Linked DNA regions of Homo sapiens: region 2 is linked to region 1. Evidence: chromatin loops called from intact Hi-C (ENCODE). Cell type or tissue: breast epithelium. All regions are shown on one strand. Links, peaks and the distances in the headings refer to the core of each region. The heading gives the core; the rest is flanking DNA. Region 1 has its middle 160 kb from the start of TAC1. Region 2 holds the start of LOC107986826 (a long non-coding RNA gene).

Region 1 (5,397 bases), core at 267-5,266:
GATAAATCCCTGTGCTTGGATTGGAACCTAAAATGGCTTAACTCTAGAAGTAAGGCTAAATCAGAAGTGAACTATCCCCGATATGGACTATGGCCCAATATCAAGTCATGGAGTTTGATAAAATTTTGAAATTGAATTAAGGTAATACCAGATTAGAGATTACAGTGCCCAAAGGTGCATGGTAGAAGCAAACAAAATATTTTTCAGAAAAAAATCACATTACCCAAACCTCAAATTATTTCTATAAGCACTTTTCCAAATAAAATGCCTGGATCCCATTTATAATAACCAGGTACACAAAAAGAAAAGATGAATATAAATCAGCAGAAACAATAGACAATTAATCATACCAATTGAGGTTGGTCCATATGTTTGAACTAATAGATACAGACTTTAAACAGACTTTAAAAATAACTATGTTGGTCATATTCAATGAGTTCAAAAGAAAACTGAAATATTAAAAAATGCCTAGCATATTTTTTTTAAAAAAGGAGATGAAAATGAACAAAATAGAAATTATAGGGTGCAAAGTTCTAACAACTAAAATTTAGAACTTCATGGATGAGTATAACAACTAGTTAGGCATAGCTAAAAAGAGAATCAGTAAACTGAGAGGTAGGTCAGGAGAAATAATCTAGATTAAAGAACAGAAAAACAAATGAATGAAATGCACCAAAGAGAGGTAATAAGAGGCATGGATAATACAGTGAAAAGGGCAAACATACATTTATCTCCAGACCCAGAAGAAAAGGAAAGAGAGAGGATATTGTACAAGCAATATTTGGGAAGATGACGACTGTGAATATTCCAAATGTGATGAAAGACATCATCCACAGATTTAAAGCAGTCCAAGCATAACAAATGCAAGGAAATCCACACCTACACATATCGTAACAGAAACCAGAAATAATCAAATGTAAAGACATAATCTTAAAATTAGCTAGAGAAAAATATATACTGTTTTCTTTTCTTTTTTTTTTTTTTTTTTTTTTGAGACAGTCTCGCTCTGTCACTCAGGCTGGAGTGCAGTGGCACTGTCTCAGCTCACTGCAACCTCCACCTCCTGGGTTCAAGTGAGTCTCCTGCCTCAGCCTCCTGAGTAGCTGGGACTATAGGTGTGTGCCACCATACCCAGCTAATTTTTTGTATTTTTAGTAGAGATGGGGTTTCACCGTGTTAGCCAGGATGGTCTCGATCTCCTGACCTCATGATCCACCCGCCTCAGCCTCCCAAAGTGCTGGGATTACAGGTGTGAACCACTGCACCTGGCCAGATACACCATTTTCAAAGAGCAGTAATTAGATCAAGAGTGGACTTCTTATCAGACAAAAATATAATTATCTCCTCAATGGGTTGAAAGGAAGTAATTGATTTTTATGCCATTGAAAATATCATTCAGAATTAAACAAAATATCTTCATGCCATAGAAAAAATAGAGAATCTATCACCTGCAAAACTGCATTAAAACAAGTACTAAAGAATGATCTCCAAGTAGAAGAACATGTTTTTAAATGAATCTTAGAGATGCAGGATGGAGTAAAAAATAATGAAATTGTAAACAGGTGGGTAAACTAAATAAATATTAACCACATAAACCAGTTATAACAATGTCTTATGAGGTTTGTTTTTTGTTTCCTTGAAGACAGGGTCCGGTTCTGTTACCCCAGCTGGAATGCAGTGGCACTATCATGCTCACTGCAGCCTTGAACTCCTGGGCTTAAGCTTTCCTCTTACCTCAGCCTCCTGAATAGCTGGCACTACAGGTGTGCACCACCATAACTGCAATTATTTTATTTTTTGTAGAGAGGTGGTCTTGCATTGTTGCCCAGGCTGGTCTTGAACTCCTGGCTTCAAGCCTTCCTCCCGCCTTAGCCTTCCAAAGTGCTGATGTTTAACACACACACACACACACACACACACACACACTCCTATCTGTTTTACAGAGTAATCCATAGGTCAGAATCTAGCTCATTGATTACCCTTACAAGAAGTCTATTAAAGAGAGAAGGCAATGTGTCTTAATTTGAAGCTTATGGAAGTTGTTGAAAAAATGCCTCTCTCCCCACTCCAATTTACCCACCCCTCCACAAGAAACAGAAGGAGGCTGATCAAAGTAATCAAGACTGACTGGCATGTCTCAGCATTCCAAACATATGTATATTCATAAAATCTAGGGAAACGGGGCTCTGACCACTGGAAGTCTGTAACACACATTGTTAGGACTAGCTGAATTATATAATTACTACCCAGGTTGGTCAGGACACATCTCTCACACAAATAAGATGTCTTAACCACCAAAAAAACAGAATATAACATTATCTTTAAAAATTAAAAAATTAAAAGTAAAAGTGTAAATAATTATCTGGAAGTGTTTGCCATTTTTGCAAAAAAATACTTATCTGCATTCAAGTTTGGAAGATTTTGTTTATTAGATCACCGAAGCTATATTCTTTTTTAACTGTATTTTATGTGGCTCAAGCAAAAGCATAAATTCTTAATATTGCAATATACTTACCATAATATAGCTATATAGTCTATTTGCAAAGGAGCAATAGTTATCATTGGACTCATATTACTTTTTCTTCTCAGAAACTTCATTTTTCAAAATAAAATGCTACAGTCATTACAGTGAAAATATAAACAGAACTATTTACAATATAAACACATATATTTACAATATAAACACAAATATAAACAGGAGTATTTACAATATAAACACTTACTGGAACCTACAACTTTCCAAAATCTTTCTCCTTCACTTTTTCCTGTCTAAAATTGGATTAATGTGTTCATTTTCAAAGGAACTTGATGGACAGTACTAAAAGTTTGAATATTGTGAGTGCTTAATAGTAGTTTATAAATGCTGAATACTAAGTTACAGGTGATGCAATAAGCATAACTTCAGAAATACTTCAAGATAATTTTGCCATGCTGCATGCTTTCAAATAAATTAATTAAAAAATATTAACCTAAACAGAAATATGATTAGACTCATCATGTCAAAATTGACTGTAATTTTATGTCTGTTAAACATAAGGTGAAGTTTATCTTCATTGAATTTTAGATAGTAACTAGAGCAAGTTGTCTAAGAGATAGTGTTATACAAAAAAATGATAGGGTAAATTGGTTAACAGTATATAGAATGCTGTTTCAGTGAATGCCACATTTTTGTAAAAAAACTTAGGGTTTAAAATAATAATAAACGAGAATTAATTGAGCTCCCTGGGGAAATAGTTACTGAAATAGTTAATATTTTCTGAAGAATAACAAAAAATAAGATACTAACTGAAGACAATGAATAAAGACAATTTTATTCTCAAACAATTGAAGTTTATACATTTCATGATCATCCAACGACTTCTTAATCGCTTTATGAAAACTGGTTTGAACACTTCGAAATAGACACAGACTTCCTTCTGCAGAGCTATCAATGACAGGGACACTATTAGACGGAGATTGCAGAAAAGCTCTCACCAACTTCAATGTATTTTTATTTAAAATTCCACTACTGACATGTAACCATGACAGCAAAGAGGGCCTTTCTCTAACTGTAGAATAAGGAGATAGGCTCTTTGAGCACAATATCCATCAAAAAGATTAAGTAATGAAACAGGACACATTTCTGTCACTTCTACATCTGCCTGCTGTGCAAGTACACAAGGAGAGAAAGAAGCTGTCAGTTTGAGCAGCATTTTCCAATCTGAGGCTTTTAGGAAAATTACAGGGCACTGAAGAATGACAGTTCACATTAGAGCTGATTGGTGTCACAGCCAAAAGGAGGAAAGGCTCCTTGTCCTTTCACAATAGGGATTCGTCTTCCTTGAGCAAAGCTAATCACCTCCCATACTCCCAAAACTAACGATATAGCTAATCAAAAGAAATCATCCATTGAAGTGAAGTCTTCGTAGGCTCTTGGTTTAGTACAAAATCAATTTTGATTTTCATAAATGCCAGGTAGCTTTGACTGTATTGTCAACATCTGCACAGGTAATGTTGCTGAATACCTGAAGGTTGCTCCAAGTTTCTGTCCTAGAAAGATAGCTCTTGCTCCTGTTAATATGGGTAGATGTTCTGATTCCAAATAAAGTGCAATTTTTCATTATCCAGTGTAGTATCACTTGAGTGATTATATTAAACAGGATAGACTTCTCATCTTTCCCAGTCAAGGAAGAAATGTTTGACAATAGTGGCCTCTTCACTTGGAATCTGTAATCACAGTTCTTGGCATTGCTTCCTTCTGAGTTTTAGCTCAGAGCTAACAGAGAATAACACACATATATTACTGTGTTATTTAGCAAAGGACAGAGAAGAACAAGTGAAAAGTGGTCAGTTTAATATTTTAGCAATGTCTAAATCAATTGTTTACTGAGTATAAGAGGTTTTATCAGTGCAAAATCCTTCAAAAAGTTTTGAGGAAATCTGTCCAAACTAGGGAAGGCAGATTTATACCTAATAAACACATTTAAGAAAGTTGGGTGCCACCTGTTTTTTAAAAAAATTAAAATGGTGGTGTACTTATCAGGCTATTCAGCCTAATTTTTTTATTATTATTATACTTTAAGTTCTGAGGCACATGTGTAGAACATGCAGGTTTGTTACATAAGTATACATGTGCCATGGTGGTTTGCTATACCGATCAACCCATCATCTACATTAGGTATTTCTCCTAATGCTATCCCTCCTGTAGCCCCCCAACCCCCAACAGACCCTGGTGTGTGATGTTCCCCTCCCCATGTCCATGTGTTCTCATTGTTCAACTCCTACCTGTAAGTGAGAACATGTGGTGTTTGGTTTTCTGTTCTTGTGTTAGTTTGCTAAGAATGATGGTTTCCAGCTTCATCCACGTCCCTGCAAAGGACATGAACTCATCAGTTTTATGGCTGCATAGTATTCCCTGGTGTATATGTGCCACATTTTCTCTATCCATTCTATCATTGGTGGGGATTTGGGTTGGTTCCAAGTCTTTGCTATTGTGAGCAGTGCCGCAATAAACATACTTGTGCACGTGTCTTTATAGTGGAATGATTTATAATCCTTTGGGTATATACCCAGTAATGGGATGGCTGGGTCAAATGGTATTTCTGGTTCTAGATCCTTAAGGAATCGCCACATTGTCTTCCACGGTGGTTGAACCAATTTATACTCCCACCAACAGTGTAAAAGTGTTCCTATTTCTCCACATCCTCTACAGCATCTGTTGTTTCCTGACTTTTTAATGATCGCCATTCTAACGGGCATGAGGTGGTATCTCATTGTGGTTTTGATTTGCATTTCTCTAATGACCAGTGATGATGAGCTTTTTTTCATATGTTTTTTGGCTGCATAAACGTCTTCTTTTGAGAAGTGTCTGTTCATATCCTTTGCCCACTTTTTGATGGGGTTGTTTTTTTCTTGTAA
Region 2 (5,397 bases), core at 211-5,210, 280 kb before region 1:
TCATGTTTTCTCATAATTCTTTCAGTCTCTGTTAGCTAACTTCTAAACACATTGCTGACACCACATACTCAAAGCTTACTAATGGATTTTGGCTTAGAGTAGTGACTTGACTATCTTTTTCTTGGTTATATGAATCTCTCTCTCTGACCGTAGTTACTTCACGTCATATCTTATCACCCATAAAGCTTACTATTTCTAGGTATGTAACTTCTGCTTTACATTAATCACTTTTCATGTGTGTAGTCTGGTTTCCCAAAATCAAAGCTCAACATCTTTTTTTTTCTTCATGTTCTAGAGCAGAATGCTATATTCACATAACACATGCTTTATAAATATGTGTTGATTCCTACATCCTCTTCTACTAAAGATGAATGAAAATAATTAAATGGTGGAAACCAAATCTTTATCTTTCTGAGATGCTTTGCCTAAGGAAAAACAGGAACAGAAAAAAAGATTGATAATAGTTTTTTTCTAGTAATTTATGTTTTAATTCTAAAAAACTGAAAAATTTAGAACTGAATGAAGTAGAAAAATGTTTTACATTCATCCCCATTCTGTTTCCTAGGATTTAACAATTCAGAGCATAATCTCAGAATCTTCTGATAAATATCCCTAGTGCTTCCTGTAACAACATCTGGAAAAGTGTGAGGTATACTCCATTACCAGAAAGAGGAAGAAAGATAACTCTCTTACTATTCGTCCACTGATAATACAAATAGAATATGGAACAAACAACTACAAAGTAATTCTTCATTTTTCTCAAGTTGTTGCCCTTAGTCCATTCAGAGTCTGCCTGCAATGGACTTTGGAAGGCCTTTCTCATTCCAGTTTCTTTCCTTCTCCACTCCCCACTCCAGATACTTCCCTGTCTGTCCCAGACTATGGAGGACTCCCTCCCTTCTGGAAGGCTCTCAAGGTAATGACACTGGTGCCTGGCTCTCTCCTGGAAGGTCCTGGGAGGTCCTCCTTGGGGGACCTTTTCGGTTTTTCACAATGGAAGCTTTTACACACCTTTCTCTTGCTCATATTAACCAGCTCTCTAGCATAGCTTTGAAGTGTCACCATTCTAAATAAGAAAGGATACCTTACCAAAGAAGTGAGAAATGGAAATAGGAGACGAAGAGGAAGAAAATCAGATCTATTGATCTATCTATCCATCCATCTATTCTATTATCAATTGTAATAATAAATATATAATTCTATAACAAATTCAATATTGTGTAACATAGATACATACATAAAATTATACATAATATACACACATATATAAACATGTTATAGATAGGATTATTCTAAACAAATGTACTAGACATGTTAGTCTACGGCTTGCTTTTTTCACTTAAAACATTACTTTTCACTTACTTTTTTTCACTTAAATTATCACGGATATTTTTCTATGGTAATATATATAAAATTACTCAATTTTTAAAAAGCTATATGTACAATAGCTTATCTAAGCAATCTCCTAAGTATGTATGTTTAGATTAGTTTACACATTTGCTTTGCATATAATGCTGCAATCAAATTGCTGGACTAGATACATGGTCATTACACATTACATATTTATACTGTAAACATTTTAGGATAAATACCTAGAAGTAGAATTGTTGGGTTAAACGATATGCACACTTAAACTTTTAGTTGATACTGCCTACTTACCCTACAAATCTGGTTGTACCTATTCATATTCTTATCAATAGCATGTGGGAACCCTGTCTCATCATGCCCTTATGAATTCAGGATATTTTTAATGTTTTGTAAGATACTTACTAATATGATAAGTGAAAAACAGCATCCTCAAGTCTGAAGTTGCATTTCTATCATTTCATGTGATTTTTAACCATTTGCATTTCTAATTATTTGAAACTGCCTGTTAGTATCTTTTTTTTTTTTTTTTTTTACTGTCCAGTCCATCTATTATTGAAACCATTTTTATTGGAGCTAATCCTCTATCATATTAATGCAAATATACAGATTTATTTTTTTACTTTTAGCTTTGCCTATTATTATTATTTTAATTATTTATTTATTAATTTTAAATCACTTCTGGGAGTTAAATTCAACAATATTTTTCTTTTGGATTTGACATGGTATCTCATGGTAAGGAAGACCTTCCTCCAATATATACTAATGTTTATCCATAAGCTGTTTTTTCTTGTGATTTTTTTATCTACCTGGAAATTATTTTGGAGAAAGATGTGAGAAAATAGAATGTTCTATTTCTTTCTTTTTTCAAACTGGAAAGCCAGTTTTACCACATCATGTATTTTTATTTTCATTTTTTAACTATCGAGTCTCAGATATGTCCTATCATTTAAAAAATATCTTCCCCTTACCACATTGAACTAGGTGTTGTTGTTTATTATTTCTTTCTAGAAATACCAAGCCTGTTATTTATTTTTACAAATTCACTTACCTGTTCTGGCATCCCGTAAGCTTGAGGTCAGACAATACTCAGTCTTCTTCTGTAAACCCCGTTCTTTGGATTTTTTTGGAATCTTGATCTCTAGGAAAGCAATAGAGATACTAAGTATCAGAGGCTTTGGCTGGTTATACAACTTGAGGCCAGTAATATTATCAGAACAATTTATCTTTGTACATTATTCAGGTTAGAAATATATATGATACTTACTTTAATGCTATGAAAAAATATACTTTTGTAATCATTTTAGTGAAAGTTGTATATATTCTTATTTGGCCAGGAAGCTATTTTCAATTTGACATATTTGGAGTGCCAAGTGGGATAATCATTTATTAGATTAATAAGTAACAGTATTATGACAATTGCCATTTTAATTACTTAGTCTTGGAAACCCAAATAGCTCTTAAAAATTGTTTGTTTATACAATATAAATGGGGCATAATATATATAGATCACTCAGTCTAAGTAATCACTGTATAATTTATTTTCCCCTAATTCCCTGGAGTATTATTTTATGAATAACATTTGGTCTAGAATATTGAGATTTTTAAGGAAAACATCTAGGCTGGGTGAGGTGGCTCATGCCTGCAGTCCCAGCACTTTGGGAGGCTGAGGTGGGTGGATCACCTGAGGTCAGGAGTTCGAGACTACCCTGGCCAACATGGAGAAACCCCATCTCTACTAAAAACACAAAAAATTAGCCGGGCATGGTGGTGGGCACCTGTAATTCCAGCTACTTGGGAGGCTGAGGCAGGAGAATTGCTTGAACGTGGGAGGTGGAGGTTGAAGGGAGCGGAGATCGTACCACTGCACTCCAGCATAGGCAATAGAGCAAGACTCTGTCAAAAAAAAGAAAAAAGAAAAAAAGAAAAAAAATTTTTCTTTTTCATTCTACATTACTTAATTTATTTTATCTGCTAAGGTCTGAATTATTGTTTCTCCTGCCAGATTAATATGTTGAAATCCTATCCTTAAGGGGATGGTATTAGGAGGTGGGGGGTGATGTCTTTGGGTGTGATTAGGTTATAGGAGGCAGAGGCCTCATGAATGTGATTACTGCTCTTATAAAAGAGGCCTGAAAGAAATCCCTCACACCTTTGCCAGGTGAGGCTACAGTGAAAAGATGGCCATCTAGGAAGTGAGTCCTCACCAGATACCCAATGCTGGTGTCTTGATCTTGGACTTCCCAGTCCCTAGACCTGTGAAAAATAAGTATCTGTTGTTTATAAGCCACCCAATTTATGATCTTTTGTCATAGCAGCTTGAAAAGATTGAGACATATACTTCTGTCTTTCTTAAGCATTATAAAAGCTTTAGTGATATAATTTTGAAATTCTGATAATCACCTGAGCAAATCTAAGGATCAGAGCAGCAAAAAAAGAGAATAAAGAAATCAGAAGAGTTTTGGAAACAATAATAGGTTATAACAGTTAAAACACAATGTTAGGGAGTAGGAAGTTATTCCTTCTGGCTGCAAATATCCCCTATTCTGTAACATATATATATAAAAGTGTTATTTCAGCTGAAATTAACAATATGAAAAACAGAATGCATTTCACATGCTTTTACAGGAGTAAATTGTGTGTTACGGCAATATCAATAAATAACAGACACATTGATGTTTTCTCTCGTAAACTTTAGAGCTGGACATCTCTGGGTTTAAGTCTCATATCTGACATTGACTGGATGTGTGAACTTGGGCAAGTTAATTTTGCTAAGCCTCATAAAATAAACTCTCACATAATTTTTGAGATGGCACATAGTCTTGGCGTTAAAAATATTAGCTGTTAATAGTGTACTGCTACTAAAGCTTTTGAGATTTCACAGTTACCCAGGAACTGAGGAACCATAACAGCCAGTTCTCATTCACTCAGCAAACTGAAAAAAAAAAAAAAAAAAAAAGTTGTAGAAACCCTTACCTTAGCATATCTTCAGGAACAATCAGCAGTTAATTAAATTTGAAGCTGTTAGACTAAAGTGATAGAGAATACAAGTAAGAGCTAGTGAAAAAATCAGAAGACACAGCAAAAATGGAGATTCACAAAACAGGCTGGGAAGAGATGAGAATTGAAAATATAATGATATTTACTAAGAGCATTTTTGATAGAACAATACTGCTGACTCCTCTAAAACATACTCTAAATAATATTTTTACTTTAAAAATATATTACTTTATTGTTTATTCTTTTTTATTCCACTTTTAGTGTCATTGCTTTAGTATTTTTGCAGCTTTGTTGAGATATAAGAAAAAGTTGCATATATTTAAGTGTACATGATGTTTTGATATATGCATATAGTGAAATAATTGCTGCAATCAAGCTAATCAATATATCCATTTTTTCATTTTTGTTTTTAACTCAATTGCTTTCTTCTGTAACTTTCAAATTATTTTGATCCTCCATTTTCCTTTTGTGTACTCCCCCAACAGAAATACTCATTAGAAGAGACAAACTATGTTGTTTTCTTTTTTCAGCCTTCAAATACCGCTTTCTCTCTTGTTGCCTGTTTTGCTCTTCATGTAAATGGACGATTATTAGATGATTGTGGCAGAGAATATGTGGCAGTGCTGGTTATCACGTGCCTGCTTAACATGCTTTTAATTACAATGAAGATCCCAGTTCTGAGAAAGAAATTTTTTCTTTATTTTATTATTATTATTATTATTATTTATTTATTTATTTATTTTTTTGAGACGGAGTCTCGCTCTGTCACCCAGGCTGGACTGCAGTGGCGCAATCTCGGCTCACTGCAAGCTCCGCCTCCCGGGTTCACGCCATTCTCCTGCCTCAGCCTCCCGAGTAGCTGGGACTACAGGCACCTGCCACCTTGCGCCCGGCTAATTTTTTGTATTCTTAGTAGAGATGGGGTTTCACCGTGTTAGCCAAGATGGTCTCGATCTCCTGACCTCGTGATCCGCCCGCCTCGGCTTCCCAAAGTGCTGGGATTACAGGCGTGAGCCACCGCGCCCGGCTGAA

The links. Hi-C counts contacts between places; a loop is a spot of excess contacts. Peaks named below come from ENCODE experiments on the same cell type or tissue, not always from the same donor. Only the 100,000 strongest peaks of a DNase experiment are listed, where the experiment ranks them.
Region 2: it touches region 1 in a loop (16-fold over the local background); 2 of 110 quality-filtered maps call a loop at or near these places.

Annotation. Positions count from the first base shown.
Region 1 is chr7:97,569,580-97,574,976 of GRCh38, forward strand. No RefSeq gene overlaps it. Among named protein-coding and RNA genes, the nearest start is that of TAC1, 160 kb to the right of the region's middle. In breast epithelium, for the core only: no CTCF peak of the experiment used is centred there; no DNase peak of the experiment used is centred there.
Region 2 is chr7:97,284,702-97,290,098 of GRCh38, forward strand. LOC107986826 (a long non-coding RNA gene) reads right to left here and starts at 4,403. Exons shown (of 3, transcript XR_001745292.1): 1 at 4,342-4,403; 2 at 2,417-2,506. In breast epithelium, for the core only: no CTCF peak of the experiment used is centred there; no DNase peak of the experiment used is centred there.